Regions from separate parts of the Homo sapiens genome. Here regions 2, 3 and 4 are each linked to region 1. Evidence: read pairs that join two places in POLR2A ChIA-PET (ENCODE). Cell type or tissue: MCF 10A. All regions are shown on one strand. Links, peaks and the distances in the headings refer to the core of each region. The heading gives the core; the rest is flanking DNA. Region 1 has its middle 15 kb from the start of MIR145. Region 2 overlaps AFAP1L1 (actin filament associated protein 1 like 1). Region 3 overlaps CSNK1A1 (casein kinase 1 alpha 1). Region 4 overlaps CSNK1A1 (casein kinase 1 alpha 1).

What was found. Peaks named below come from ENCODE experiments on the same cell type or tissue, not always from the same donor. Only the 100,000 strongest peaks of a DNase experiment are listed, where the experiment ranks them.
Region 2: POLR2A ChIA-PET joins it to region 1 with 10 read pairs; 5 of 35 experiments call an interaction of 5 or more read pairs at or near these places.
Region 3: POLR2A ChIA-PET joins it to region 1 with 13 read pairs; 12 of 35 experiments call an interaction of 5 or more read pairs at or near these places.
Region 4: POLR2A ChIA-PET joins it to region 1 with 12 read pairs; 26 of 35 experiments call an interaction of 5 or more read pairs at or near these places.

Annotation. Positions count from the first base shown.
Region 1 is chr5:149,441,905-149,449,607 of GRCh38, forward strand. No RefSeq gene overlaps it. Among named protein-coding and RNA genes, the nearest start is that of MIR145, 15 kb to the left of the region's middle. RefSeq lists enhancers at 1-107, 108-925, 3,467-4,231, 3,942-4,236. In MCF 10A, for the core only: no CTCF peak of the experiment used is centred there; DNase peaks (open chromatin) are centred at 4,157 and 5,847.
Region 2 is chr5:149,321,337-149,329,039 of GRCh38, forward strand. AFAP1L1 (actin filament associated protein 1 like 1) reads left to right here. Exons shown (of 19, transcript NM_152406.4): 15 at 1,270-1,381. LOC124901103 (a long non-coding RNA gene) reads right to left here. Exons shown (of 2, transcript XR_007058989.1): 2 at 2,885-3,578. Among named protein-coding and RNA genes, the nearest start is that of GRPEL2, 20 kb to the right of the region's middle. RefSeq lists enhancers at 778-1,304, 1,305-1,830. In MCF 10A, for the core only: no CTCF peak of the experiment used is centred there; a DNase peak (open chromatin) is centred at 4,015.
Region 3 is chr5:149,512,404-149,520,106 of GRCh38, forward strand. It overlaps CSNK1A1 (casein kinase 1 alpha 1), which reads right to left. Exons shown (of 10, transcript NM_001892.6): 5 at 667-806. Among named protein-coding and RNA genes, the nearest start is that of CSNK1A1, 35 kb to the right of the region's middle. RefSeq lists an enhancer at 1,186-1,355 and a cis regulatory region at 1,271. In MCF 10A, for the core only: no CTCF peak of the experiment used is centred there; no DNase peak of the experiment used is centred there.
Region 4 is chr5:149,541,177-149,548,879 of GRCh38, forward strand. The region is part of intron 2 of CSNK1A1 (casein kinase 1 alpha 1); the gene reads right to left. It also overlaps the pseudogene RPL29P14. Among named protein-coding and RNA genes, the nearest start is that of CSNK1A1, 6.4 kb to the right of the region's middle. RefSeq lists enhancers at 3,717-4,626, 6,856-7,391. In MCF 10A, for the core only: no CTCF peak of the experiment used is centred there; no DNase peak of the experiment used is centred there.

The DNA of each region.
Region 1 (7,703 bases), core at 1,272-6,271:
CAAGGGGTCGCATCTCAGCGCAGGGCACGGAGGAGCTCCTGTGCAGCTGGAGGAAGGAAGCAGGACTCACTGGCAAGTTCTGGGATGCAGGGAGAGAGGCTTGGACATGCCGGGGCTGCGGCTTTGGGCAACGCCAGCCTCTATGAACCTTGACATCCTCCTCTGTTGGGGGGTAATGATGGCGTGGCAGAGGGGGTAGGCCCAGAGGAGGATCTGGGGCACCCCCCTACCCTCCGGCTCCCGGGCGTGTCTGCGTCCGTGTCATCTTCCGCCCAGGCGTGGGCCAACTCAGCACAATCTGGCAGGGCGAGCCTGGGCACCAGCTGAGGGAGGCTGGGTTCCAGCCCCTCGCTGCCCAGCCTGACCCAGTTGCCCCAACAGGAGGGCCTCCAATTTCTCCTGGGGCAGCCCAGTCACCTGGGAAATTCTGCTCATAGCAAGCAGGAAAAGGCCAGGACTCACGCCCCAATGACGCCACAGCTGGGCAAGCCCTGGGGACCCAGAGGGCCTGGTTCCAGTCCCGCCTGTGGAACAAACTCAAAGTTGCCTTCTCTGGGGCTCAGTTTCCCCTCTGATTACCACCTCAACCAATCCGTGTGTTCATTTTCCCTTTGTGGGGGCATCTACCAAGTGTCAGACCTGCAATAAGCATCAAGCATCAGTGAACCCCTATCCTTAGCCTTGGGAAGCACCCAGCCTGGCTCGTCTGCAGCCCTGTGCCCACGCACAAAACTAGAAGCTGCTCTGCAGGGCCAGTGGGCTTGGCTTCCCTCTGCATCCGCAAGGCGGCAGGTGCCCAGAAGAGGGCAGCAGAGAGCGCGTCTCCAGCCTCCCAGGCTGAATCCCAGTGAAAGGGAGCCTGTGACCTTGGCAGTCGTGGAAGGCCAAGGCCAAGGCCTGGGGATTTTTCAGCCTCACTGTTGTCAGGACAAAGTTTCAGAGGTACCTCTGGCACATTAGCATTCTCTTTGTCCTGGACCCCTGGGCGGCCGACACCCCCGCACTCTCCAGTCCCAGAGCATCCGGCCCTGACACCCTGGCCTGTGCACTGCCCCCCAGGAAGAGTTGTCCTGGGGCTGCTTTCAACCAGCTGTGGCCAGCTCTGGGGAATGGAAGGAGGGTACTGAGGACTGAGGAAGGCTGGGGAGGAGAAGCCCCATCAGCCACGGCAAGTCCCCGCCACCAGGGGCATGGGCTGGTCCTAGGAGCAGTGGGCACCCTGCAGCGCCTTCCACTAGGTAGTGAACGATACCAGTACGTTTTCTAAAGATCACCGTGGTGCCATGAGGAGGACAGACTAGCACTCACATTCAGACACACGCTCATGTTCTCATTCTCACACATGCACACTCTCATGCACACTCATGCTAACACGTTTCACACAAATCACCCCAAACTCACACACTCAGATACACTCACACTCACATGCTAACACAGACATATACACATTCATGCTCACAGTCATACCCTTTCACACCAACACACTCATACAAACCAGAGCTCACCCATTTCCACACAGCTTGCACACTCGCGAACACTCGCCCACACTTATGTATACACACAACACTCACACACTCATACTCTCATACACTAACACACATTCATTTTTCACACAGCTCTTACAAGTGTTCGTGTACACACACTTACATATGTTCACACAGTCACACACACACCCCTCCATATGCTCGCACACACACACACACACTCATGCACTCACACTCGAGGCCTTCCTGGAGTGGGTCGGGTGCAGTCCGAGGGGGCACTGTCAGCTCCGCTGCCTCCTGCCGGGGTTCCAGGGATAATCCCAGCTCTCAGGCATCTGATGTGCCTCCCACCCACTTCTGAAAAGGATTTCAGATGGTTTAGAAAGGCAAAGCCCAATTGAAGCAGGATAATGAAAAAGAAAAACAGAGGAGGGTAGAGACGTTAAAATCTTAACCCCGGTTTCTCCTGGCCCAGGGCCTTCTAAGCCCAGAAGTACTCAGTGGTCTGTGATTTCAGAGCCCCTGCCCCAGGCCACCTTTTCCTGGCCTCTGTCAACGGCACTTCAGCCCTTGTGGGCCTCTCTACTTGTCCCAAGGCGGGCTGTGAGAGGGCTTCTCCCCTGCCACCATGCCCACCACTGCTTGGGGGGTTAGGGCACCAGTCTCTGGTCTCCCTTCAGCTGCCTGAAAGGGGGCTGGGCTGAAGGCAGTTCAAATGACTGCCTCACAAATGGTGTTCCCCGACATCGGTCAGGCTGCCAAGCAAACATCTTGGCTCTACCTCTGTCTTTCCTCGAGATGAACTCCCAGCAACCCAGGACCCTCCAGTGCTGAAGCAGAGTTCCTTGTCTCATTGTTCCAGAGTCCTAGTCTTGATGCTCTACCCATCTGACCCTCAGTCCCAACACAGCCCAGCACAGTTTCTCAGTGAGGGCCTTATTCAGATAAGACACCCAGGGAGTGATGATATGGTTTGGATCTGTGTCCCCACCCAAATCTAACCCCCAGTGTCAGAGGTGGGGCCTGGTGGGAGGTGATTGGATCATGCACGGAGATTTCTCATGCAAGGTTTAGCACTATCCCCCTTGGTGCTGTTCTCATGAGAGTAAGTGAGTTCTCACGAGATTGGGTTGTTCAAGAGTATGCAGCACCTCCCCTCTCTCTCTTGCTCCTGTTCCTGCCATGTAAGACGTGCTGGCTTCCCCTTCCCCTTCTGCCATGATTGTAAGTTTCCTGAGGCCTCCCCAGAAGCTGAACAGATGCCAGCATCATGCTTCCTGTACAGCCTGCAGAACCGTGAGCCAATTAAACCTCTTTTTCTTTATAAATTACCCAGTCTCAGGTATTTCTTTACAGCTCTGCAAGAACCAACTAATACAGTGACACATCCTGATATTCCAAAATTGCTCAAGTGGGTGTTTCAGTCAGCTAATGCAGTAACATTTGGTTTGCCGCAACACAAACCAACCCAAAATCTAATGGCTTAAAATAGCTTTTTTTTTTTTTTTTTTGAGACAGGGTCTTGCTCTGTCACCCACGCTGGAGTGCAGTGGCACAATCACAGTTCACTGCAGCCTCAGCCTCCTGGGTTCAAGTAATCCTCCCACCTCAGACTCCCAAGTAGCTGGGATCATAGGCATGCACCACCATACCTGGCTTATTTACTTTTTGTAGAGAAAGGTCTCACTATGTTGCCTAGTCTGGCTTCAAACTCCTGGGCTCGAGCAATCCTCCCACCTCAGCCTCCCGATGTGCTGGAATTACTTGGCCTAAAATATCAATTTATTATTTCTCATGATTTCCACGTGTTAAGAATAACGCTCAAAATCCTAAGGAAATTGTACACTCGAACAAAGGATTCTCAGCAAAGCAATTTTACTTCTGCGCAGGGGAGTGCCTTCTCGGCTAGTTGCCTTGAGATCACACTTGAACAAAGGTCACGAGAGCTTTTATTCTTGACGCAAGTCCTGCCTTTGTACCCTTTCCCCATTGGCCAGGGTCGGGTCTTACAATCTAAACTAATCTTGGTTGGCTAAACGTTGGTTTTTTTTTTTTTTTTAGATAGGGTGGGCACGTAAAAGAAAGTAAAAAAGAAGGGGAAGGGGTGTCTGTAATGAGCTAGAAAGTTAGTCCCCTTTCCAAATAAGGAAAGGAATGTGAGCTGGAACGGATAACGCCTGGTACTGAGGTGTGCCTGAGCATCTAAAAAAGGCAACAGGGAAAAAGGGGAAGAAGGAGGAGAAGGAGTGGGGGGATACTATGAATTAAAGAATAAAAGATTGAGCAGATTATTTCAAGGGAAACCTCATCATATCCCACACACGGGTTGGCTGAGCTCACCTGGGCCATTCTTCTGCTATGCATGGTGTTGGCTGGGGTTGCAATGTTCGAGATAACTTCCCTCACATGTCATGCCTTCACTATGGTGGCTGAAACATCGGTGTCTGCCCAGGCCTCAACTCTCCCGTGGCCTCATAATCTTTCCCACAGGGTAGCTGGACTTGTTTACATGGCAGCTCAGAGCTCTAAGGGAGTAAAAGCACAAGGCTCTAGGTCTCGTAAGGCCTCAGCCTGGAACTAGCACACCATCACATAAGCCACACTCTACTGGTCAAAGCAGGTCATAAAACAAGCTATGAGTCATGATTTAAGGGGAGGGGGAATGGACTTCACCTCCCACTGGGAGACAGCACACACGCACAGGGTTGAATCGTTGGCAACCATTTCACAGACACTCTGCCACGGTGTCCAAGCTCATTAGACTCCCAACATGTTGTCTATAGAAGAAGCAGAACAGCAGATATATCATCGGGCTGAGATGACTCAGCCCTTTTTTTATTTTTTGTTTTTTTTTTTGGAGACAGAGTCTTGCTCTGTTACCCAGGCTGGAATGCAGTGGCAGGATCTCAGCTCACTGCAGCCTCCAGGTTCAAACAATTCTCATGCCTCAGCCTCCTGAGTAGCTGGGATTACCGGCAAGTGACACCATGTCCAGCTAATTTTTGTATTTTTAGTTAGAGAAGGAGTTTCACCATGTTGGCCAGACTGGTCTTGAACTCCTGGCCTCAAGCAATCTACTGGCCTTGGCCTCCGAAAGTGCTAGGATTACAGGTGTGAGCTACTGCGCCCGGCCAGACTTAGCATTCTTAATCACAAAATTCTTATTTCCATTTCCTGGCAGAATTATGTTTTAGTTAATGTATTATTGGGGATAATTTCATTTGTATGTGATGGAAACTCAGTTTAAACCAGCTTATGCAAAAAAGAACATTGACTCATATACTATGAAATTCAGAAGTAGGCTGGGTGCGGTGGCTCATGCCTGTAATCCCAGCACTTTGGGAGGCTGAGGTGGGTGGATCACCTGAGGTCGGGAGTTTGAGACCAGCCTGACGAACATGGAGAAACCCTGTCCCTATTAAAAATAAAAAATTAGCCGGGTGTGGTGGCACGCACCTGTAATCCCAGCCACTAGGGAGGCTGAGGCAGGAGAATCACTTGAACCCGGGAGGCAGATGTTGCAGTGAGCTGAGATGGAGCCATTGCACTCCAGCCTGGGCAACAAGAGTGAAACTCCATCTCAACAAAAAAAAAAAAAAAGAAAGAAATTCAGGGGTATAACAGCTTCAGGCATGGCTGGTTCCAGGGGCCCAGTAATGTCACTGGTAATGTGTCACACTCTCCATTCTCTGCTCTGCTGTCCTGTGTATTGATTTTATTCCCTCATTCCCAGGAAAACTCTTTCTATAAGGTGCAAAAATAGCCACCAGCAACTCCAGATTTACATCTTATCAGCTTAGCACCCACACTGGAAAAGATGTGTTTCCCCTCACCCCTCCCCACCGCCCCACCACTTAAGTTAGCAAAAGTCCCAGGGCTGTCTCTTAATGGCCCAAACTGAACCATGAACAAATCCAGATTCATCACCATGACTCCAATTAGACAGGCCTGAGCATTGTGCTCACCCCCTGGAGGAGAAGAGTGGATGGAATCAGCCCCATCGGAACCACATGGACTGAAAGCTGAGGTGGGGAGGGGATGGGTTGCACAGAAGAAAAGCAGGTGATGTTACCAAAAGGAGGTGAAAGGCATAATGCTAAGAAACAAACACAACAGAGGGCCACTGCACTATCTGATGTGTCGGCAGACTAAGAAAGTCATATGAGCTCAGCTGGAGATAAGCGTTTTCCTGATTCTGAATTCCAGAATGAATCCCTTCACAGAAGCAGTTAAATCCAGGGCCCTTCCTGACACAGTGAACAATAGCTTCACCTCCATTTTTGTACAAATTTGGAAACATCCTTCAAGTACCCATTTCACAACTTGCCCAGCTTTGAAAGCCAAGGACAGAACACCTTTTGCCCCAAGGGAAGGCAATTTTTCAGGTTGCTCAGCTCACATGTTCCCAGGGACAGACTTCCAAACACTGGGAAGATGCTTAGTCAGCAAGAAGAATGGAGAGGCTGCCCTTCTCTAATATCCGGCATCTCTCTGAGCTCTCCTACCCTCCCTCACCTGTCTCACCATTCCATGTCACTCAGATCCCTGCTTTGGGCCAACGGCAAGTGTTCAGACCTTGGCTATAGTGATAGAGAATTGAGAACAACAAACGCATGGACTTGACTTTTAGAATGGAAAGAGATCAAGAATATCATCTAGGGAAGAGACTGCTGATTGTCCCTCAACATCCGTTCTCCCCTTCCACAAAGATGGACTTGGTAGCTGCGACCACGGCCACCCAGAATGAAGACAACATTTCCCGTCCTCCTTTGCCACTGGCCATGGCCATGTGACTAAGTCTAGCCAATGAGATGAGAGCATCGACACCCCTGGCAGCTTCTGAGAATCTTCCTTTTCCTTTTCCACCTTTGCCCCTTCATCCTTCTGTCACTGTCCCTTCTTTCATCTTGCTCCCTGGAATGTGGATATGCTGGCCACCATTTTGGACCATGAGGATGAAGGCCACACGATAGGGAATGTGATTTGAAAGACAGGAGCCATGAGCCCCCTCCCACTCCCTTACCCCTGCAATCAGGCAGAGAAGAGCTGCCACACCAGCCCGGATCACTCATCCTCAGACTTTCATGGGAGAAAGACGTAAGTAAGAAAGAAAAGTATCCATGTTATATAAGCCATTACTGTTTTGGGCTTCTGTTTCCTGCAGTCAAATCTAATCCTAATTGATGACACATTATTTCTTCTCATTTTCCCATAGCCTTCACCCTCCCATCCCCCACCCCCAATACACACATCTTCCACCCAACGCTTGAATCCTCTCCAAACCACTGTATTAATAGAAAGAGTAACTGTACAGTTCACACAGCTAGAGTGACAGGGTGCTTGCTACCTCTCAGGTCACTTTGTCTTTGGAATAGATTTGCCAGAAAAGTGTTAGAAAATTCTGCCTCATATTCATTCATTCACTCTGCATACGAACCCAGTTCTCTCCCTCAGGAGGGCCACCCAGTCTTTCAGACAGTGCTCTGGGCTCCCAGAGCTTCTCTTCCCAGTTTCCTCAGCCTTTCCTATGGGACTTGTCTCCTTTTGGGACATCCTTCACTCTAGTCCCTAAAGCCACATGGGGAAAAATGCCTCATGTTTGCCTCTCCCTGGCACAGGGCTGGGGCTGCAGGTTTGCAGGGAGTTTTTGATTCCATGATGCAATATGTTATATATCAGTGCAGCTCCAAGACAGTTTGGGTATGTGATAAGAATTCCTCACATTTGCACAGCAGCTTACACACTTGGAAGCATTCTCCCACAATTCCATTTTCTGCTTGTAATATAGACTCATGGAAAATAATAATAATAGCAGTAATAATAATATTAATAATGTCACCTTAACAGAAGTGTAAAGGAATGCATAAAACGTAACATGAAAGTACAAATTAAAAAATAGGAGCAAAAGAATAAAAAAACAAAGATCTTAAATCAAGCTCCAGAGACCAGAAAAAATGCACAAGCAAAGGGAAGCGGGTTATAAAATATAAGCAGACTAATAGAAATCACACCTGCACACAGCGTAACTAGACACTTCGCTGCCATTTTAGTGCTTCTTCTTCCTGAGGCCCTGAAGCAAGCAGGGGGCGCTACATGATTAAAGCCTCAGGATACTATCACTGATTTACAGATGGTGAAAATGACACTGGGGAGGTTAAGGGCCCTTTCTCAGGTCCCCCAGGCTGTAAATGTTGGAACCACTTCCTTGACCCCCATGCT
Region 2 (7,703 bases), core at 1,178-6,177, 120 kb before region 1:
CAGGGCTGCTGGTCTTCACTTCCTGACTCCAAAAGGATATGATAAAACCTACCTTCTTGGATAACTGCAAGAATTAAATAATACTTTATGTAAAAAAGTTTAGGCGGGGTCTGGGTGCCGTGGCTCATGCCTATAATCCCAGTACTTTGGGAGGCTGAGGTGGGTGGATCACTTGAGGCCAGGAGCTCAAGTCCAGCCTGGCCAACATGGTGAAACCTCGTCTCTACTTAAAAACTACAAAAATTAGCCAGGCACAGTGGCATGTGCCTATGGTCCTAGCTACTCGAGAGGCTGAGGCAGGAGGATCGCTTGAACCAAGGAGGTGGAAGTGAGCCAAGATTATGCCACTGAACTCCAGCCTGGGCAACAGAGCGAGACTCTGTCTCAAAAAAAAAAAAAAAAAAAAAAAAACAACGTTTAGGCTGGGCGCAGTGGCTCACACCTATAATCCTAGCACTTATAGGAAGCTGAGGTGGGTGGATCACTTAAGCCCAGGAGTTTGAGACCAGCCTGGCCAACATGGCAAAACCCTGTCTCTACAAAAATTAGCTGGGCATGGTGATGCACATCTGTTGTCCCAACTACTCGGGAGGCTGAGGTGGGAGGATCACTTGAGTCCAGGAGGTTGAGGCTGCAGTCAGCCATCATCACACCGCTGCACTCAAAAAAAGAAATTAGGACAGTGCCTAGACATTGGAAGGTCCTATACAGAGAAGTAGATAGTACTGTTGTTGACAACATCATTATTATATTACATTATTATCATATTTAACTCATGGTTTCCTAAGCTTTCACTGGATTTTTAGTATTCTTAATATTCTTCATGCACAAATGTATAGTTAATCTATTAAGTTATGTCACTTCTATCACTGGCTCATCTCATCCAGGACTTTTCTTCTTGAGGGAAGACTGTTTTCTTTTTGAGGCAATTCAGAAAATCAGGATACTTCCAAATGTTCTAAAGACAAAAGTATCGATGATAAATCAAATATAGCCACCCACAGTCTTTTGAGACTTTCTAATTTTCCTCTCAGCAGGTGCTGCAGTTTAGGGTTGCCTTCTGCTGCCCCCCAGCAGAAAGGTATGAGGTTCAAATGATATACTGCTAGCAAAAGTGCTTTATGATTTTTGAGTGCTATGCAAGTCTAAAAATGTAAGACCAAGATCTCAGAGCAAGAAGACTCCATACTGAGCAAAGACCGCAATACACCCTGCATTGATGAGTCTGCGCCTGCCTGAACTTGACTGTCTTCCTCCATCTCCCACCAGGACGAGGAGCCCGAGCGCCCCACAGGGGCCCAGGTGAAGCGTCACGCCTCCTCCTGCAGTGAGAAGTCCCATCGTGTGGACCCGCAGGTCAAAGTCAAACGCCACGCCTCCAGTGAGTTGTGTGTGGGCCTCCCCTGCTGACTAGGGAGGAAGGAAAGGAAGCAGTCTATAGGAGGGATCTCAAAATCAGTTTCCCTGGTGGGTAAATAAATGAGCAAAGTGAGATGCAAGAAAATACTCTACCGTAAGAAAAATCACAGAGCAAGCACAATGATAAAGGGCAGCTAGCATGTGGCCTCAGAGGGAAAATGACAGGGAGTTGGGGGGTGGGGAGGTACTGTAGGAAACCGGTACCCAGTTTTCTCAGGTCCCAACTATAGGGGAGGCTGCTGCTCAGCTCCAGCAGATGATCCCTATGCAGCAGTACCAGGCCCCTAACACCAGATTTGCCAATTACTTAAAAGAGGCCAGAAATCTAGAATTTAGGTGAAGTCTACTTATTTTTTAATATCAGCAACTATTTTTTTTTAATTTAGCACCAAATGAGGCCAAATAGAGAGAGAGAGATTGATGACAAGCTGTATCTGTTTCAGAGGCTAACAATTTGTGATTTCTGAACTGGGGTAGTAAGTGGAGAACTGAACCTATCCAAATACCCTGGAGCCAGCTCCCATGAAAGCCACAGCTCACCTTGGTGTCCCACCCTAGCTCTGCCTAGCACCCCCCAGGAGCTCAGTGAATTGCCTGATTACCACACTGCACAATAATGACTAAGTACACCAGGCAACTCTGTTGTAAATTCTCTTTTACTTCCAACAGTAATCTGTGCTTCTGTGTGATTTATCTTTATGAACAAGCCAGCTTCCTGTGGGACAGCATGTTCCAAAAGTTTTTTCTTTGTTCCTTTACATTTCTTCCCCCTGCATCTCAACAGAGTCAAGTTCTGTTCTGTGCTTTTTGAAAATCTACTTTTATTTTTTAATACCTATTTTTAAAAAATACTTTTCTGTATTATAGCTCCATTTCATTTGTATAGATCATCCCTTCTGAGGGTCAGGAAATCTGTATTCCATTCCTCATTCCTCCCTTGACTACTGAATTACTGTGTACCTCTGGGAAAAGTCCTTTCCCCTCTCTGGGCCTGAGTTTCCTCTCTGAACAATCAGAAGGTTGTTGTGTAACTTTGCACTCTACTCTCAGAGGCACTGGAAATGCAGGGCCTTGTGAAATGCCCATTTTAAAATGGAAATCTAAACTGAAAAAAGCATGTAAGATTAAAGAAATCACCGAATGTCAACGACAACAACAAAAAACTAACAAACACACACAAAAAAGCAGACCCTTTCTTCAAATCAAATCTTATATGAAAGCCCAGTTTATAAAAGAAAAATAAAAGTGGAGCTACTCTGGTTGAGGCCCACTTGGCCTCCACTTTTCCTGTTAGCCATCACTGTGGGGTCATAAGCTTCCTTGAAGGGCAGTGGGAAACCACAGTGGAAAACTACTGATGAATTCCAACAAGGTTGTTTTTTAGATGAAGAAACTGAAGAAAATAAAAGGGAAGATATCTTAGTCCATTTCTCCTGCTATAACAAAATCCCATAAGCTGGGGAACTTATAAATAACAGAAATTTATTTCTCATTGTTCTGGAGGCTGGGAAGTCTGAGATCAAGGTGGCAGCCAATTTGGTGTCTGGTGAGGGCCTGTTTCCTGGTGATGACCATCTTTTTGCTCCCTGGGGTCTCTTTCCTAAGGGCACTAATCCTACCCATGAGGGCTCCACCCTCGTGACCTAATCACCTACCAAAGGCCCCACCTCCAAGTGCCATCTCGAAGGGGATTAGGTTTCAACATATGAATTTTGGGGGATGTAAACATCTAGTCTATAGCCAAAGGATTTTGCCCACGATCATGTATTAATTGCCTATTGCTACATAAGAAATTACCCAAAATTTAGCTCCTCTAAACAATAAGCAGGAACATGTGTTATGTCACACGGTTTCTGTGGGTCAAGAATCTCCAAATGGCTTGGATAGATAGTTCTGGCTTGGGGTCTCTCATGAGATCTCAAGACGTTGGCCGGTCATCTGAAGTCACCTAAAGGCTTGACAGGCTGAAGGATCCACTTCTAAGATGGCTCACTGCATGCCTGGCAAGTTTGTGCTGGTTGTTGGAAGGAGGCCTCAGTTCTTTGCCATGGGGATTTCTTCATAGAGTTGCTTATCCTTGTGATGTGACAGCTGGCTTCCCCCAGAGCAAGCAACCCAAGAAGGAACAGCAAGGCTGATGCTGCAAGGTCTTTTATGACCTATGGTTAGAAGTTACACTCTGTCATTCTCCAATATCCTAATGGTTACACAGGTCAGCACTGTTTAGTGTGGGAGGGGACTATAAAAGGGCATGAATATCAGGAAGCAAGAATCATGGAGGCCAAGTAGATGATTGCTGAGAAAAATGGTGGCGTGAGAAGCTGCATGGACCCACTCCCTAGCAAAACAGCAGTAGCTGGTGAAATTTATTAAAACAAACAATTACTTAAAGTCTGGAAATTTTCCTAAGGGCAAATGAAGAAACATTTACTCTAGAAAATTTGCTAAATCTTAGTAAGAACAGTGAGAGTTTGTGGCATTTGAGCCACAACCTACCCCTTTATTCCCCAACTCAGTTTGAAAGAATCTTCACTCCAGGCATGTCTGGACAAGAAAACAGGGCTCCTTCTTCCCCCAGCTGCCAGTCAAGGGCTACAGTATCTCCCCAGGAAGGGCAGGCTGCCAGTATTTTTTGTCATACCCAGCTCCATGCTGTAGAGGCTAAATTCTAGGTGATTGCAGCCAAGAGGTAGGAAGCTCCCTTCCTCTACCCAGATGATAGAGCAAAGGCTTTGCCCCAGGTAGGGTAAGCCAAGAATACTGGGGCCCTGATTGCCCTCATCCTAGCTCACTTGTAAGGCAGAGGTTCCATGCTGGGAGAGGCAAGCAGAGTAGACCAGAGGTTACTGCCCCCACCCAGCACCCTGCTCATAACAGGAATGTCACTCCAAGAGAAACAGGCTCTTAATTTGTTTTGTGCTGCTATAACAGAATAACAGAGACTGAGTAATTTATAATGAACAGAAATTATTAGCTCCTAGTCTGGAGGCTGGAAAATCCAAGATCAAGGTGTTGACATCTAGCAAGGGCCTTCTTGCTGCATCATCACATGGCAGAAAATGGAAGGGCAAAGAGGCAAAAGGGGGTTGAATTTGCTCTCTTTTAATGGCATTAATCCCATCCATGAAGGCAAAGCCCTCATGGCCTAAATCACCTCTCAAAGTCCCATCTTTTCATACTGTTACAATTGCAGTTAAATTTCATTATGAGTTTTGGAGGGTACGAACATTCAAACCACAGCACAGGCCATTGTTCCCACCCCTGGATCCAGAGCAGTGACTCAGAGATTTTGCCGAGTGGGGAAAGGCAGGCCATAAGAACAGAGAACTCCAAAGCTCTTCCTCGAAAGAACTGACTTTAGTTGGAACAGAGTGTGGGAAAGTGTAAACCAAAGGGTGCTCTCAAAAACAATGGAGATTTGGTGGTTATGAGAACAATAAACTAAACCACAGGCTAGTTTATCAGAGAGAACCACAGAAAGAGACAGCTAAAATTGCCCTCAGCCGGGCGTGATGGCTCACCCTTGTCATCCCAACACTTTGGGAGGCTGAGGCAGGTGGATCACTTGAGGCCAGGAGTTCAAGACAAGCCTAGCCAACATGGCAAAAGCCTGTCTTTACTAAAAATACAAAAATTAGCCAGGCATGGTGGCGGGCACCTGTAATCCCAGCTACTCGGGAGGCTGAGGCACAAGAATCGCTTGAACCCAAGAGGCAGAGGTTGCAGTGAGCCCTGATGGTGCCACTGCACTCCAGCCTGGGCGACAGAGTGAGACCCTGTCGCCAAAAATAAAAAAAAAAAAAAAAAGAAAGAAAAATATATATATATTTAAAAAGAAATTTTTTAAAATAAAAAGAGCCCTCCTAGGGTTAGAACAAATCTCAAAGATGGGCCTCCAGAACTATCCTGTAAAGGGGCTGAATTTAATTGGATCAGGCTGTGGAGTAATTGATGCATTGTCAAAATCAATAGAGCAAACACCTGACAATTAGTAGAGCTGGGTGTAATAGCAACAGAGGCCGACTGCTTAACAGGAGATTAGGAAAAGAGTCAGAAATCCCTGCTAATACGCTGTCACCCCAGAGTGACTGTACACATGCCAAGGCTATGGCCTCTGAGGAGCAACATCAGTGGCTTCATACTTCAAGAGGAAGTAGACTACAATAAAATAGTTCAGACAAGTCACTAAACAAATAAGAAAATAACAACCCAACAACCCGGTTGGGGGGATGCATATCAAAAGATACTACAATATATTCTCGAAAATGACCAGTTTTCAACAAAAATTTATGACACACATGAAGAAGCAGGAAAATGTGACCCATACAGAAGGAAAAAAATCAAGCAACAGAAACTGCCTGAGAGAGGGCCCAAATGTAGAATTTAACAAAGATTTCAAAGCAGCCATTATAAATATATTTAAAGAACTTAAGGAAACCATGCTTAAAGAAATAAAGGAACAGAAGATGACAGTGTATTAACAGATAGTCTGTATTATTGATAGCCTATATTATTGGTAGTCTCTATCAATATATTATTGATAATAGCTCATTCCTCCTGCTATAACAAACTTCCATAAGCTGGGTAACTTATAAACAACAGAAATGTATTTCTCATTGTTCTAGAGAAATTGGCTTCATACTGCAGGAGGAAATAGACTATACTGAGTACTACACTACACTAGACTGTACACTACAGTATACGTATATGGAACTACACTACAGTTATATGGAATATAGCTATATGCTTACTATATTATACTATACTATATAGTATAGTCATATGGAATATATTATTGATAATATATTGATGGGGCCTCCAATAGAAAGATAGAAATTATAAAAAGAAGAACCAAATAAAAATCATGAGGCTGAAAAGTACAATAACTGAAACGAAAAACTCACTCAATGGGCACAACAGTAAATTTGGCCTGGTAGAAGAATCAGTGAACTTGATGACAGAAAAATAGAGATTATGCAAACCAAGAACAAAGAGAAAAAAAGAATGAAGAAAAATGACAGAGCCTCAGAGGATTGTGGAACACCATTAAGTGCACAAACATATGTGTAGAGGGAGTACTAGAAGGAGAAGAGAGAGAGAGACAGACAGATGAGCATAAAAAATATTCAAATAATGGCTGAAACTTGCCAAATTTATTGAAAAACATTAATCTATACATCCACGAAGCTCAGTGAAATCCAAGTAAGATAAAGGCAAGGAGATCTACAAAAGAGACATCATGGTAAAAATGCTAATACCAAAGACAAGGAAAAAATCTTGAAGGCAGAAGAGAAAATCAGGTCATCATGTATAAGAGAACCCCAGTAACATTAACAGCTGACTTCTCATCAGTAACAATGAAAGCCAGAAGGCCCTCCATGCTGTATTTATGATCAGGCTTGAACTGCAGGTAGTTGTGTCAGGAACAGATTTTTGCATGGGTCACTGGGTGACCACTGCAATCCCTGCAGCAGCTGGCTAGACAAGACCCCCAATTATCCATAAACTGCAGGAATTATTCTGCACCGACTTATATAAAGCTGTGTGCGCCTCTGTATAGCGCACAAAAAAAAAAGTAAAACTTTCCCTAAGAGGTTGAACTATGGCCTTGGCCCAGCTAGAGCAGTATTGCACAGCATGGACCCTGGAGTCAGAGAGACATGGAGACATGGGTTTAACCTCGGCTCTGCCACCATTAGCAGTGGGACCTAACCTCTGTGTGCCTCAGTTTCCTCAACAATAAAAGAAAATTAATTACAGTAAGTTTTGTGGGCTGGGCGCAGTGGCTCACTCCTGTAATCCCAGCACTTTGGGAGGCTGAGGCAGGCTGATCACTTGAGGTCAGGAGTTCGAGAACAGCCTGACCAACATGGCGAAACCCCATCTCTACTAAAAATACAAAAATTAGCCAGGCATGGTGGCGGGCACCTGTAGTCCCAGCTACTCTACTCGGGAGGCTGAGGCAGGAGAATCGCTTGAACCCCAGAGGTGGAGGTTGCAGTGAGCTGAGATCACGCCACTGCACTTCAGCCTGGGTGACAGAGCGAGACTCTGTCTCAAAATAAATAAAAAAAATAAGTTTCATGATGACTAAGTGGAAATGCAAGTGAATGGCTCAGCATATAGTTCCTTGTGTGTAGTAAATAATAAATAATTTTTGCCATAATTATTTGTTTTTATTGTCCATCATAGTGTTGAACCTGCAGTAGAACACCAGGTTCCTCGCTCCCCCAACCCCTTCCCCAGTAATAAAATGGACAATGCCTGACTGTAGTCCAAAGTCT
Region 3 (7,703 bases), core at 1,770-6,769, 71 kb after region 1:
ATATTTCTTAAGCCTGAAATTCTTGGTATGAGGTTCTTTAACCTGGAGGCATATCATTGTTTTTTCTACTTATTACTTCTATGCTAGTTTTAAGGAGCAAAAAGTGACTGTAAAAGATGAAAGGAACTCGAAACTCTAGAACTCATGTGAAGAAATAGGAAGAGAGCAGAGACTGTTACTTTTTTTACTTTAAACTAGATCCTATTAATTTATATATTTGAGTGAAGTATAACAGGAGATGGTCCATCAACCCACTTTTGGTTTATTAGGACACTGATAACATTTTCCTTTTAAAAATAAATAATGCATTCTTCCCAAACTCAGCGTGAATTACTAAAGTATAAAAAGCCCCAAATAGCTCTAAAAATATATGTACTATCTTCAGCTGCAAAAAGAAACGTCAACATTGCACTTATGCTTCTAACTTTCTATCACGCAGTATTTTCCCCCCAAGAGACAACCTTCAACAACAACAAAAAATCCAGAAGACCTCATTTAACGGTCTTCTCTACACTGGTTAAAGCAGCAGGTAAAATGATTAATAAGCATCCTTCAAATCCTCAGCCAAGAAACATCCTTAGACATTGTAAGAAACTAAAATATTTCAAAAACCCATTGATGGCTTCTGCTATGGCTATGATAAGCACATTCCATTTTCGAACTTACCTCTGCTCAATACCAAGATGTGCATTGATGCTAGCATATCGGGCAGTGCCAGTGAGGTTTTTATCTTCTCTGTATGGTATGTGTTGCCTTGTCCTGTTGTCTCTGTACTTTTTGGCCAAACCAAAATCAATAAGGAATAACTTTAAAAGAGAAATACAGAAACATTAGGTTTCCAACCTTGTTCAATTAAACTGCGTCTTATTCATTAAATGGTATCTATTCTATGCATTCAAATATATCAAAATAAAGTATCCTAAGTATTAATAGAACAGATAATGAACAGACTTAACACCCCCCCATAAGCTTTTACTAGTCTTCATCAATAAATCAAGTTAAAAAAAAAAAGTCTAGTAGTTTATCCTTGTCGTTTGCAGATTTCACAGGCCCATTTCATTACATACTCAGGAACCTGTCTTTATAAAGAAAGAAATGTATACATGCTTGACAGCAGAAGCAACAAGTGTGCTATCTGTCATAATGACACCTGATAGTCTGTACACCTGTTACTACTGGTAAACAAACATGAGGTTTCAAAATCTAGATATAATGGCCGAGCGCGGTAGCTCACGCCTATAATCCCAGCACTTTGGGAGGCTGAGGCAGGCGGATAACTTGAGGTCAGGAGTTCAAGACCAGCCTGACCAAACATGGCAAAGTCCCACCTCTACAAAAAATACAAAAATAGCCGGGCATGGTGGCACATGCCTGTAGTCCCAGCTACACAAGAGGCTGAGGCAGGAGAATCGCTTGAACCCGGGAGGCAGAGGTTGCAGTGAGCCAAGACCGCGTCACTGCACTCCAGCCTGGGTGACAGAGCAAAACTCTTTCTTAAAAAAAAAAAAAAAATCCAGATATAAACTATCTGAACTCTTCCCTCCTACAAAGGCCATTCTTAAATGTGCCAACAGAATACTTGTTATCTACCCTAAAAGTCTGACATTGCCAATGAAACCAAGACTTTTTATTAATAAAAAATACTACTTAGCACTGACATTATACAAATGGGTCAGGTTAAACTTCTGGAAAATTTAACAAGTTGATATAAAAATCCCCCCAAAAAGCGCTTAGCATTTAAATCAAGGTGGCTTACAATTAGCAGTTTAAGTGAGCTAACTAAAAACAAAAACTAGTGTTTAGAACAAAATAACGTTTAGTGTTATCATGTCTATATGGTACTCAGGGAATAAGGTATTCATTTATAATGTAGCTAATTGTTGTATGTAATTCAAGTTTACACTCCAGAACTTAAGCCTTTTATAAGTAAATAACTATTTTTATGAAAAAGAAATCCAAAACATATTCATATTTACCTACCATATGAAAAGAAATAATCTTTACTTAAAATTTTGGCTTTTGTCATAAAATCACCTATTATGCTATATTTTAATAAAAGTTAATCTACAAATATTAAGCTAGGCAGGTCTATGTGCCCTTACACTATATAGCCCTAGTCTGTTGTTCTCTAGTTACTCCTAAATTTTGTAGTTCTTCTCTCCATTAGACTACTGGGTCCCTTTTGCCAGTTTATAATTTGTGATGTGCTGGGAAACTTGATCACCTAACCTGCAGATTTCATGTCAATAAATAAAGCAAGTTACTGATTTAGGTTATAAAGATCTGACCAGTACCTCTCCTAGGAGCATGAGTAACATCTATTTCAGCCAAGCATTATAACCTATTCTCAATTATACTTTGGACAGTAAAGACACTGACAGTTGAGCTTCAGTCACCATGTCAACGAGATACTGATTTTTACTTAGTCTACTATAAAAGAATGAAGATTAAATTATTAGTAAATGTTAACTGGATGATGAAGACTCTCAAAGTAAAAAGATTAAACTCCCTTCCTAAGCAATCAAGTCATTACAGGAAAATTTGTGTTGTAAAACACTAAGAAATAAAGCTTATACTTTAAGTTTCTCTTGATATGAAAACCAGATCAGTACACAAATATTAAAATGAGCAAAATACATTTGTTAAGCAAAACAAAAGTGATGATTAAGTTCTGCAGATTCATAGTGAAAAGAAAACATGGGGAAAATAAACACAAAAGGACATTCAGCTTCATGGTATTTAAAAAATATCTCTAAGAAATATGTAGACATTGAATGAAGAGTGATTAGTACATAGAATTTCCTCCAGTTCACATTTTCTAGGATTGCTTCCTTTGGTACTTTAAAATGAAGGACAAAAGGGAAGAGCTCTGACATGAGTATGTCTAACAGTTTCATTCATGTCTAAATCTACATTCAATAGCTTCATTTGTGACTCAATAACCAGACACTTTCTCACAACCAAAAGACTGCTTTATAAAAATTCAGTGTTCGCTGGAGAGTTCTTTCCTCCCACAACGCTAAAGGAGGAAACCTTATTTATCAAGTAAACTACAAATATGTAAACACGATCTTCTTAAACATCTCAATCTAAAAACAAAAATCTAAAGAGCAAATAATTTGAAATGTTCTCCTCTTATAAAAACTGAAAATACATCAGGAAAAAAATGTTAGTACTGAACAAAGATAGCCTATTCTCAGTAAACAACTGAAAGGAAAACTACTTGAAATTAAAAAAGGAAATAAAACTATTGGTGGTTCATTACCTTCGGGTACCTATCAAGCTTCTTTAGTAGCTCTCTCTGTATGCTTTGCTGTTTAAAACTAATAAATATAAACATATAATGGAAATGTTTACATGAAACCACATGATGCCAAAGATACAACCAAAAAGCTGTAAATATGTAAAGGCAGAACCAAATGAGGAAAAGTCAGTATCAAATAAGCGTAAGATAATGCATTTTTACTATAGGCTTTTATGTGCAAAGACACAGGCACTTCCTTCAGTGAATCAAGCTCCTTTTCTGTGGATTTTTACTAACTACATGTTATGAGTAAAATCTGCGCCCATTTTAAACAATGCAGCCTATTCTTCAAAGGCACAGGGAACTGAGTTGATAAATAGGGGATAATTTGACCAGGTGCAGTGGCTCATGCCTATAACGCCAGCATTTTGGGAGGCCAAGGCAGGTGGATCACTTGAGGTCAGGAGTTCAAGACCAGTCTGGCCAACATGGTAAAACCCCATCTCCACTAAAAATACAAAAATTAGCCGGGCATGGTGGCGCATACCTGTAATCCCAGCTATTCGGGAGGCTGAGACAGAATTGCTTGAACCTGGGAGGTGGAAGTTGCAGTGGGCCAAGATCGCACCACTGCACTCTACACTCCTGCCTGGGCAACAGAGTGAAACCCCGTCTCAAAACAAAACAAAAAAACCCCCCAAAAAAAACAAAAAATAAAACCAAAAACCAAAAAAAGTAGGGGGATAATTCCATAATTCCATTCAATAGAGGCACATTTTCTTCAAAATCACTGTGGCTAATCTTAGTGTTTAGTACTTGCAGCATTTTTTTTTTTTTCCTAACCAGGGGTCATAATTTCCCTTGCCCTTCTAAAACATTCACAAGGTCACTTTACTAAAAACCTAGCTAACCTGTATGTACAAAATCTAAACAATGTAATACAACTTTCTTTGTAAATTATTAAATGATGCTACGAAATGTAAGCAAAATATGTGAATGGGTAAGTAAAAATGAGGCACTATAAAACTAGTTTTATTCTTATAATATGCCTAATGATCCACCATCTACTGTCTTCCCCCCACCCCTTATCTAACTAGTCACAATACTTGGTACTTCTTTGCCTGAATAAAAATAACTCTGAATTTCTGAAACCTTTTTTAATAGCTGGAGGTGGTTCCTGGAATAAAGCTGGGCAGTATGGAAAAGGGTTAAATGATTATCCAGATGATACATGTGGATAATTTAAGGTATTACAAAGCATGTTTTTTGTTTTTTGATTATTCATGCCAATACTTCCTCTTCACTGTATACTAAACTGAATGATTAAGATTCATTTGCTCAGGAGCATGAACATTTATGAACTTAAATTTTGTGATAAAAAAGCTATTTAACTTCAACAAAAGTGTAACAAAATATGAAGAGTTCTACTTACAAATTTAGAAAATTAGTAGGGTGTTTATCCAGCCTGCCAAAAACTAAATTTAATATATTTCAATGTATTACTAATGGTAATCTACCATATAACTTGATAAGTGCTTAAGCTATGTTATTGTTATATTGTTAAGAATGCAGTATCTTCTAGTTCCAGAGCCTATAATGCTCTGTAAATATCCATTTGCTAGAAGTTGAGAATACAGACTGAGGAAATAAGTTCTAGAAACACTAGATCTGAAATCTGATCTACACTTACCTGAAGTTCCTTAGGGAAGGGGAAGAGAGGTGAGGTAGAATATATTCATTATACAGCACTAATGAACTGAATTTAAATATATTTCGTGCATTAAGTTGTGTAACTCCAAATAAATTTTTAAAAACTAACGATCTATCTCAAGTTTACTATTAGGTAAACAATTTCAGTACTAGACCAACATCATTTCCTCATATGTATGTTAGAGAGCTAAACATAATATCCTATTTTCATTTAGCTTTTTTCTAAACTTTATAAGTTTTAAGCAAAAGCCACAAAGAAATATCTTAGTAATGTTATGTTTGCCAAGTATGTCTGAATAATGCCAACGTAAGAGGTGCTTGAGCAAGATCTACATTCTCCAGAATTAAAACAAAACAAAAATCATCAAAATAAAACAATAAAAAAGAAAAGCACATGAATTTGGGATTGAGGTTGGAATAGGAGACAGTTTCAGACCTGGTTTAATCCTGAGAAAGATGGGTCCTGAGAAGTACTAACAGTCATGCTTCTTTTCCTCTTCCCCACTGGAGATTCTAAACACTAAACAGACAATAGAGGGTGGCAGTGCATCAAACAGTATTGCTTACATTGCAACAATGGCCGGCGCAGACAGGCAACACCGAGGCATTAGAGAAAGAACAGGGTAGCCAAATGCCATCCTTCTTCCACCAAGCACTGTAGCTTCTCAGTTTTCCAAATAAGAATCACATGCTCAAGAACATTTGAATTCTGGAAATTACTCAGGTTTTTAATGCCACTATTTTGTGTCACTGCCTGAAACAGGGATAGCAATGGTGACATTTGGCTCTTTTATATTTTTAATCAAAAATGGGGAATTTAGATCTGCAATCTTTGGTACCACAATCTGCCCTTCCCCCCCAAAAAAATATTGTACGGGGGAAAAAAATCTTCAGTAAGGAAGAGGTAGAAGGCATTTAGTCACCTTAAAATTTATTTTCGTAAGCATGCAGGGCTGATTACTGGAAGAGATGAGCAAATTCACTAAGATTGGAGTGGCCACTCCTAAATATCAAATTCAGAACAATTTTCCAAATAAGAAATTTAACTTTAAAAATTGTCCTCAAAAGCCCCCCAAAACCTTTTTTTCCCCATGAATAGAAAACTACTGGAACAAGCTGACCAAAGAATCCAGTCTCATACAACTGGCATTTTTCAAACTACAATACAGAAAACACTAAAAATCAACTACATAAACAAAACACTAATCTAAAATGTTCAAGAGCAACATTTAGCATTTGAATCTTAGTTGAGTAAAACACTTTGCTTCTTCCCCATGGCCTCTCTAAAACAGTGTTAAGCAGCAAGCAGCTCCACAAAATTATTTTTAATATCTCAAGGAGAAAAGGAGACCTAAACCTCCTAAAAAGGTTTTCACCACTAGATAACTTACACTTCCTTAAGACAACTATGCGATTAACAAGCTATTCTTAAGGGGGTTGTGGGGGAGGGGGGGAAGGCAAAGTGATATCTAGGTCATCATTTAAATTTAAGGCAAAAACCACGTACTGCAATGTCAACGATGCAGAATAGGAATCACATGGTGATAATGGGTTTTTAGGGGGTAAGAAAACAGGAAGGAGAGGGCTGGGAAATGGCCAAGAAGATTGGAGTCAAATGGACAAAACTGCCCCAAAACTTAAGAACAGTAATTTTTTTTTCAATTGAATTACCAGGCTTTACAGTAATAAAAACCTGGATACTTCAGAGAAAAGCTATAAAATATTTTTTAATGCAACTTGGGAATGACAAGATAAGTTATGTGTATATTTAAACACCTTTCATTATTTAAAGCTCAACAAAAAAATTTAATTTCCTAAAACCTAATCAGACCAACATCAGTATCTCACATTGACAAATAACACCAATTCTAATGGTAATGTCTCCCAGTTGGCATTCATACAGGCAAACAAAGGTAAACATTTATAGCTAGACCTAAAAACACCAAACATTTCCTAATAGTTTAGTAAAACAAATGGGCATCTTCCTTCCAAAAACAAAACAAAAAAGCCACAAAAAAACAAAAAAAGCCCCCAAGTTGTCCTGAAGTTGAGAATTTCTATCAGATAGATCATCAGATCACAACATGCTTAGTGCATTGCCAATGCTGCCTGTCTGCCCGAGCTCAACATAGTATCGATAAAGAAAGCAATTCACTCAGTAAGACTAATCATTACAGAAAAAAAGTCAACACAATTAGTTTCTAACTGCAATCATGCGCCACTAGCTAAAACCCAATCACCCCATAAGTTGAACCACTCTCAGAGACCCCAAATGAACACTAGTTTTGTTGTATGAATGTTCATTTCACTTGTCTACATTTTCCTTTAAAGGGAGAGGGAGGGGTGGAGAACTCACCCAATTTGGCACCCAAGTAAAAAACTGTCAACTACTTTTGAAGCAGGCCCAAAAGTTACCCTTTTAAATACACAAATTCAAGGACTGAAGAATTCTCATTATCAACCATGCTCAGTCAGCAAATGTTAACACCATGGTGACAGATAAGTCAGTGTTCCCACACTGGCACAAGCACATATATTATAAAAACCCACACTTCAGAGCCAAAGGTTAAAATCTGGTTTTAAGCATTCAGGAAGAAAAGAATATGGGGGTTTTTGCTATTTTTGTGAATGAAAAATAGATACAACTGTTCAACAGTTAAATAACTTAGACAACTACAGTTCATTATACAGCCCTTAGAATTTTATATTTCCATATAGGTAACTAACCTCGGTTGGGTAAGTTGAAGAT
Region 4 (7,703 bases), core at 1,550-6,549, 100 kb after region 1:
GAGTCTCCATCTGTCACCCAGGCCAGAGTGCAGTGGCGTGATCTCAGCTCACTGCAACCTCCGTCTCCTGGGATCAAGCAATTCTCCTGTCTCAGCCTCCCGAGTAGCTGGGATTGCAGGCACCTGCCACCATGGCCAGCTAATTTTTGTATTTTTAGTAGAGACAGGATTTCACCATGTTGGCCAGGCTGGTGTCAAACTCCTGATTTCAAGTGATCCGCCCGCCTTGGCCTCCCAAAGTGCTGGGATTACAGGTGTGGCATGAGCTACCACACCCGGCCAGTCAACCAAAATTTTAAGAGCCATCTGAGATTGAAATTAGAAACAAAAACAGTAACACAATAAAGCATCATTTTACCTGTGTGCATACACTGAACACCAAGTTAAATGATGAAAGTTATGAAGACACTCATTCTTGACAGCAAAAATCCCTGGTGAACAGTGACAGATCATGAGAAAACCAAGACTTAATGATATTTTAGGTACAGCTTAAATATACTTTAAAACAAAATGATCTAGCCAGGTGCGGTGGCTCACGCCTGTAATCCCAGCACTTTGGGAGGCCGAGGCAGGTGGATCACTTGAGGTCAGGAGTTCGAGACCAGCCTGACCAATATGGTGAAACCTCATCTCTACTAAAAAAAATTAGCCAGGCATGGTGGTATATGCCTGTAGTCCTAGCTACTCAGGAGGCTGAGGCAGGAGAATCACTTGAACCTGGGAAGTGGAGGTTGCAGTGAGTCAAGATCACGCCATTGCATCCCAGCCTGGGCAACAGAGAAAGACTGCATCTCAAAAAAAAAAAAAAAAAAAAAAAAAGATCTAGGTCCAGAAATGACTAAAGCCAAGGATCCTTGATCCCTGGGCCACTGACCGGTATCCAGTATAGAAGCGAAGTGAAGCTTCATCTGTATTTACAGCCACTCCCCAAAGCTGGCATTACCGCCTGAGCTCAGCCTCCTGTCAGATCAACAGAATTAGATTCTCATAGGAACGCAAACCCTGCTGTGAACTGCACATCAGAGGGATCTAGGTTGTGCATTCCTTATGAGAATCTAATGCCTGACGATCTGTTACTGTCTCCCATGACCCCCAGATGGAAGCAGGTAGTTGCAGGAAAGCAAGCCCAGGGCTCCCATTGATTCTACATCAAGGTGAGTTGTATAATTATTTCATTATATGTTACAATGTAATAATAATAGAAATAAAGTGCACAATAAATGTAATGCACTTGAATCATCTCAAAATCATTCCCACCCCCACCCCACCCCCTACTTGCTCCAGTCTGTGGAAAAACTGTCTTCCACGAAACCTGTCCCTGGTGCCAAAAAGGCTGGGGACCACTGACTAAAGCCAAGGAATAACCCACATACTTTACATGGGTTCAAGCATTTACTCCGAAATGAGATACAAATTTATATATATATATATATATATATATATATATATATATATATATATATGTATATATATATATATATATATATATATATATGTATATATATATATATATATATTTTTTTTTTTTTTTTTTTTTGAGACAGAGGCTCGCTCTGTCACCCAGGCTGGAGTGCAGTGGCATGATCTCAGCTCACTGCAACCTCTGCCTCCCGGGCTCAAGCAATTCTCCTGACTCAGCCTCCCAAGTAGCTGGGACTACAGGCACACACCACCATGCTTGGCTAATTTTTGTATTTCAGTAGAGATGGGGTTTCACCATGTTGGCCAGCCTGGTTTCGAACTCCTGACCTCAGGTGATCCGCCCGTCTTGGCCTCCCAAAGTGCTGGGATTACAGGTGTGAACCACTGCGCCTGGCCACAAATTAATAATTTCCAGCAAGTTTTTATCCTGCAATCCACAGATTCAAAAGGGAGAATAAGAACACCCTGAATCGTAAGCATCTAATTAAATACAAATAGGTTACTTATATTTATGTAAGAGCTCTTCAGCTTGTCTATGAGGCAAAATGCCAACAAGTGAAGAAGTACAGGATGGCTCTCCAGTATCAAATGAAACGATGTGGAGTGTGTGAGAGGGCATGATTTGACCTTGACATAAGGGTGATAATGATTCTCAGAAGAACTGGAAGTTAGGACACTCCAGTAACTCCCCTGAGATTCAACAGTCTAATTTGTATTAGTAGGAATAGGGCTATATACATCTCTAACATTTTGTCCAGCTTAAAATGCTACCTAGCATTATTACATTATCTCATAAGCCAGTATAAAGCAGCTCTAGTATACCATGAATTCAGTTTCCCTTCAAGTTAAAAAGCACATTTCTCGTGATCTGTGACGTACGTTTTTCTGGTTTTTTTTTTTTAGTCCAAGCTAAGCATGGACACTGTAATATATCTTAATGAAGACATATCCAATGCAGCGTCATCTTTATTCTCTGATAACAGCCATTATGTTATTCACAGGATATATGCTCAGTGCCAAAGATAAGATTAAGCTGCTTTTAAAAGTGAAGAGTAAGGATTAACTAGTGCTTTATAAATACGTTCTAAAACATTTGACCTTCAGACACAGAGGGCAAAAATAGTGATTAAAACACACTAGGCAGCTGGGAGAGGTGGTATTCATCTGCAGTCCTAGCTACTCAGGAGGCTAAGAGGCAGGAGGATCATTTGAGTCCAGGAGTTTGAGGCTGTAGTGTGCTATTATCATACTTCTGAATAGCCACTGCACTCCGCCCGGGTGACAGAGCAAGAACCTGCCGCTAAAAATAAAAATAATAAAAGATGAAAGAAAAATAGGAAAAACAAGAAAGGAAGGCAAGTAGTAGACACAATATCAAACTGCTGGAATGCTTTTTTTCTAGCTACTATCCTTTGAAAATAGGTCTTAAAATTCCAGGACTAAAAGTCCTTAGGATCAATGAGGCCAGTGACACTTTTAAGTAGGGAACCCTTGTTCAAACAAAACCCTACCCAAAAGCTCAGTATGCAAAGGCAAATGGAAATGAGTATTTAGCTGGCAAAAGAAGGGTAGGCAGCCCTAAATCTTTCTATTCAGCACTCTCCTTCCCATTAGAACAATCCTTTTTTTATGTTCTAAATGAGGAAACAGATGGGCTTACACACATTAAGGAACTGACTGACTGTAGATGACCCAGTCAATATCACATGGCAGATCTACAGCTCAAACCTCCAAAACCTATCTAGATAAAGAATTTTTCGGTATGTCATAGTTGTTTCTTGGGTCATTGCACGGTGGCTGATGCCTATAATCCCAGCGCTTTGGGAGGCTGAGGCAGGAGAAGTACTTGAGCTCAGGAATGCAAGACCAGTCTGGGCAATATAGCAAGAGCCCATCTATATAAAAAAAATTTAAAAAAATTTTTAAATTGTTCCTTTGGAGAACTTAATTCAATTTAGAATGGAACACACAAAAAAAGGTTTTAACAGAAACTCAATACAGCTGACCCTTGAACAAAAGGGGCTTGAAATGCACAGGTCCACTTGTACACAGGTTTTTTTCTGCCTCTGCTACCCAAACAAGATCAACCCCTCTTCTTCCTCCTCAGCCCAAAGTGAGGATGATGAGGGTAAAGAGCTTTATATATATATATATATATATATATATAGTTATTGACCAATCATGTTATTGGTGAAGCTTCCAGTGAACAGTAGGCTAGTAGTAGTTAAGCTTTTGGGGAGTCAAGTTATACTTGGGGCCAGGTGCAGTGGTCCATGCCTGTAATCCCAGCACTTTGGCGGGCCGAGGTGGGTGGATCATCTGAGGTCAGGAGTTTGAGACTAGCCTGGCCATCACTGTGAAACCCCGTCTCTACTAAAAATACAAAAATTAGCTGGGTGTGGCGGCGCGCCTGTAATCCCATGAACCTGGGAGGCAGAGGTTGCAGTGAGCCAAGATCACACCATTGCACTCCAGCCTGGGTGACAGAGCAAGACTCCATCTCAAAAAAAAAAAAAAAGTTACACTTGGATTCCTGACTGTGGGGCACAGTGGGAGTGGGCTGGGGTTCAGTGCCCCTAACCCCAGCACTGTTCAAGGGTCAACTGTAATTTTAAGTGAGCTCTCACATATTAATTGACAAGGTCCAAGAATTTTCTTTCTTTTTTTTTCCCCTGCCTCAGGTTTATTTGTACTAATAGCACAGGAGGACCCCAGCCCCATAAAGACGGCAGCCCAGGGGGGTTGCATCAGTCCTTCTGTCCTCACGTTGGCAGACAGAGATACCTACTCCGAAGCCTTTGTAGGGGCCTGAGAGCCTTTGGGAGGAGCCTGAGCTGGAACTGAAGCTGGAGCTGCAGCCTGGGCCTTGGTTGATCCTTGGCCTTTGGCCCACACAGTCTGAGCCCCTTGGCAATGCGGACACAAGCACACTTCCCAAGCTTGGGGTGGACAATGTAGGCAAGTCAATCGAGTTCGCAGCTGACACCCTTTGGGATCTTGGGCTTAACCTCCTTGGGCTTTACGAGGGCCCTGCTAGCCTCAGCAAGTGCACTCATTGCCTTGGCATTGTTGGCCTGCATCTTCTTTAGGCCCTTCTTGTGCTTCTTGGCAAAGTGCATGTTCCTCAGGAACCTGGAGCCCACCATTTCTGTGCCATTTTCAGGACTGGTTGTGTGTGGTGTGGTTCGTGGACTTGGCCATGTCTGTACCTTAAGCCGCGGCTCTCCAAGTGCCTAGAACCGGAAGCTTCATTTCTTAAAATATCAAGAAAATGGATGCCATTCTCTTATCCTTGCTTTTTTTTTTTTGATACGGAGCCTCATTCTGTCGCCCAGGCTGGAGTGCAGTGGCACGATCTTGGCTCACTGCAACCTCCGCCTCCCATGTTCAAGCAATTCTCCTGCCTCAGCCTCCTGAGTAGCTGGCACTACAGGCGCACGCCACCACACCAGGCTAATTTTTTTTTTTTTTGTATTTTAGTAGAGACAGGGTTTCACCTGTCTCTACTACCCAGGCTGGTCTCCAACTCCTGGGCTCAGGCAATCTGCCCACCTCGGCCTCCCAAAGTGCTGGGATTACAGGCGTGAGCCATGGCGCCCGGCTTATCCTTGCTCTTTACTCAGGATGCTATGCTTCTTAACAATAGGTCTCTCAAATTACACAGGAAGGACCTGATTCAGCAGGTCATCTACGCAGGCCAGGTAATTTTCAGTCTCTGTTGTAAGATATACCAAAGTATCTTAAAGAAAATCCTGGCTGGGTGCGGTGGCTCATGCCTGTAATCCAAGCACTTTGAGAGGCCGAGGCGAGCAGATCACGAGGTCAAGAGATGGAGACCATCCTGGCCAAAATGGTAAAGCCCCATCTCTATTAAAAATACAAAAATTAGCTGGGCGTGGCAGCACGTGCCTGTAGTCCCAGCTACTCAGGAGGCTAAGGCAGGAGAATTGCTTGAACCCAGGAGGTGGAGGCTGCAGTGAGCCAAGACTGTACCACTGCACTCCAGCCTGGTAACAGAGTGAGACTCCATGTCAAAAAAAAAAAAAGCAAATCCTATAGGGAATTTTGTAACAGAAAACATAGGGAAGGGATTGAACAAATTTGTATATGAAGGATAAAGGCAGCAAAATCTAAATTTTTTAAATTAGTGACAATACTTCTAAAACAATAGATAACACATAACTTTTATCTAGCTAACACTAAATAGTCAACTTAATTCAATACTTTCCGAGTAAATATTTATTAAGTATGTACCATGTATAGGTGATACAGAAATAGTGGGGAACAAACTGAGGGGGATGGGAAGATGCTGCTACCCAAATAAAGAATGTTTACATAAATCTTTATCCTTTTTGCTTCAGTGGAAACAGTTTTTTTTTTACATTTCACTTTAAAACCAATGAACCACTTTTGTTTCCATGTACCTGACCCTACCACTCCTAAAGCAAATTTACCCTTTCCACACTCTCATCCAATTACTGTGTTCTCCTTTAGAGACTACACCCAGAAGCCACACTCTATTCTTGGATGCCTTACCAAACCAGTTCACCAAGCTTTCTTCCTTAGAGCCAGATCCTGAAATCCCATCTCTCAGGAAGCCTTAACTTGAAAGTCAGGTTAATCTGTTTAGCCTCACCCACAGACAGCTTATAACTACCATAACTCTCTCTGCACTCACCACCTTATAATAGGCACCTATTACTATAATTCTGCTCAGAAGTTAATTTATTCATGTGCTTATTCAGTACATTACTCATTGCCCTTATGGGTCTGTATCAGGTCTTAAATAAAAGCTACCAGATAAAAGGACATGTACTGTACTTGGGTTTAGCACTGAAAAATGACAATGCTTAATGCTTTTTGAAACTGATTTCAAATACATTAAATTTAACCTGATTTGTGAAATTTATAAAATCTCCCAACATAGATGAATCTCAAAAACATTATGTTAAGTGAAAAGTGCCAGACACAAATGACCTCATATCGTATGATTCCATTTATATGAAATTCTAGGAAAAACTATAGTAATGGAAAGCAAATCAGGGGTGAGGGGCCTTATTTTCCCACATAGTAGGTTTTTTTTTTAAAGGCAAGAATGATTTAAAAACTTCAAATCTATATCATCTCAGATTTAATCTTCACCTCATAAGATAAATTTGCAACTTTCTTCCAAATGATTTACTTGCTCATTTACAACCAATAGCACATTTTATCACTCAATTCTCCATTAAAACTGTAAATCAGCATTGGAACTTTGTTTTTTTTTTTGTTGTGTTTTTTTGTGTTTTTTTGAGATGGCGTCTCGCTCTGTCACCAGGCTGGAGTGCAGTGGCGCCATCTCAGCTTACTGCAACCTCCGACTCCCGGGTTCAAGCTATTCTCCTGCTTCAGCCTCCCGAGTAGCTGGGATTACAGGCACGTGCCACCATGCTCAGCTAATTTTTGTATTTTTAGTAGAGACGAGGTTTCACCACGTTGGCCAGGCTGGTGTTGAACTCCTGACTTAAAGTAACCTGCCTGCCTTGGCCTCCCAAAGTGCTTGGATTACAGGCGTGAGCCACCACGCCTGGCTGGAACTCTTTTTAAGGACAGTTTTATTTGAGTTGTTTCCATGTAAAGACTATGCAACCCAGTCCTTAATTCAAGACATGAAAAATACAAACTGGAATAGAAAAAGGGGCTAACAGGCTGGGCCCGGTGGCTCACGCCTATAATCCCAGCACTTTGGGAGGCTGAGGCAGGTGGATCACCTGAGGTCAGGAGGTGGAGACCAGCCTGGCCAACACGGCAAAACCTCAGCTCTACTAAAAATACAAAAATTAGCCAGGCGTAGTAGTGCAGCTCTGCAATTCCAGCTACTTGGGAGGCTGAGGCAGGAGGATCACTTGAACCTGGGAGGCGGAGGCTGCAGTTAGCCAAGGTTGCGCCACTGCACTCTAGCCTGGGCAACAGAGTAAGGCTCCGTTTCAAAAGAAAAAAAAGCCGGGCACAGTGGCTCATGCCTGTAATCCCAGCACTTTGGGAGGCCGAGGCAGGCAGATCACCTGAGGTCAGGAGTTCGAGCCCAGCCTGGCCAACGTGGTGAAACTAAAATACAAAAATTAGCTAGGCGTGGTGGCGGGCGCCTGTAATCCCAGCTACTCAGGAGGCTGAGGCACGAGAATCACTTGAACCCGGGAGGCAGAGGTTGCAGTGAGCCAAGATCGTGCCATTCATTGCACTCCAGCCTGGACCACAAGAGCGAAAACTCCGTCTTAAAGAAGAGGCTCCAGTAAACAGTA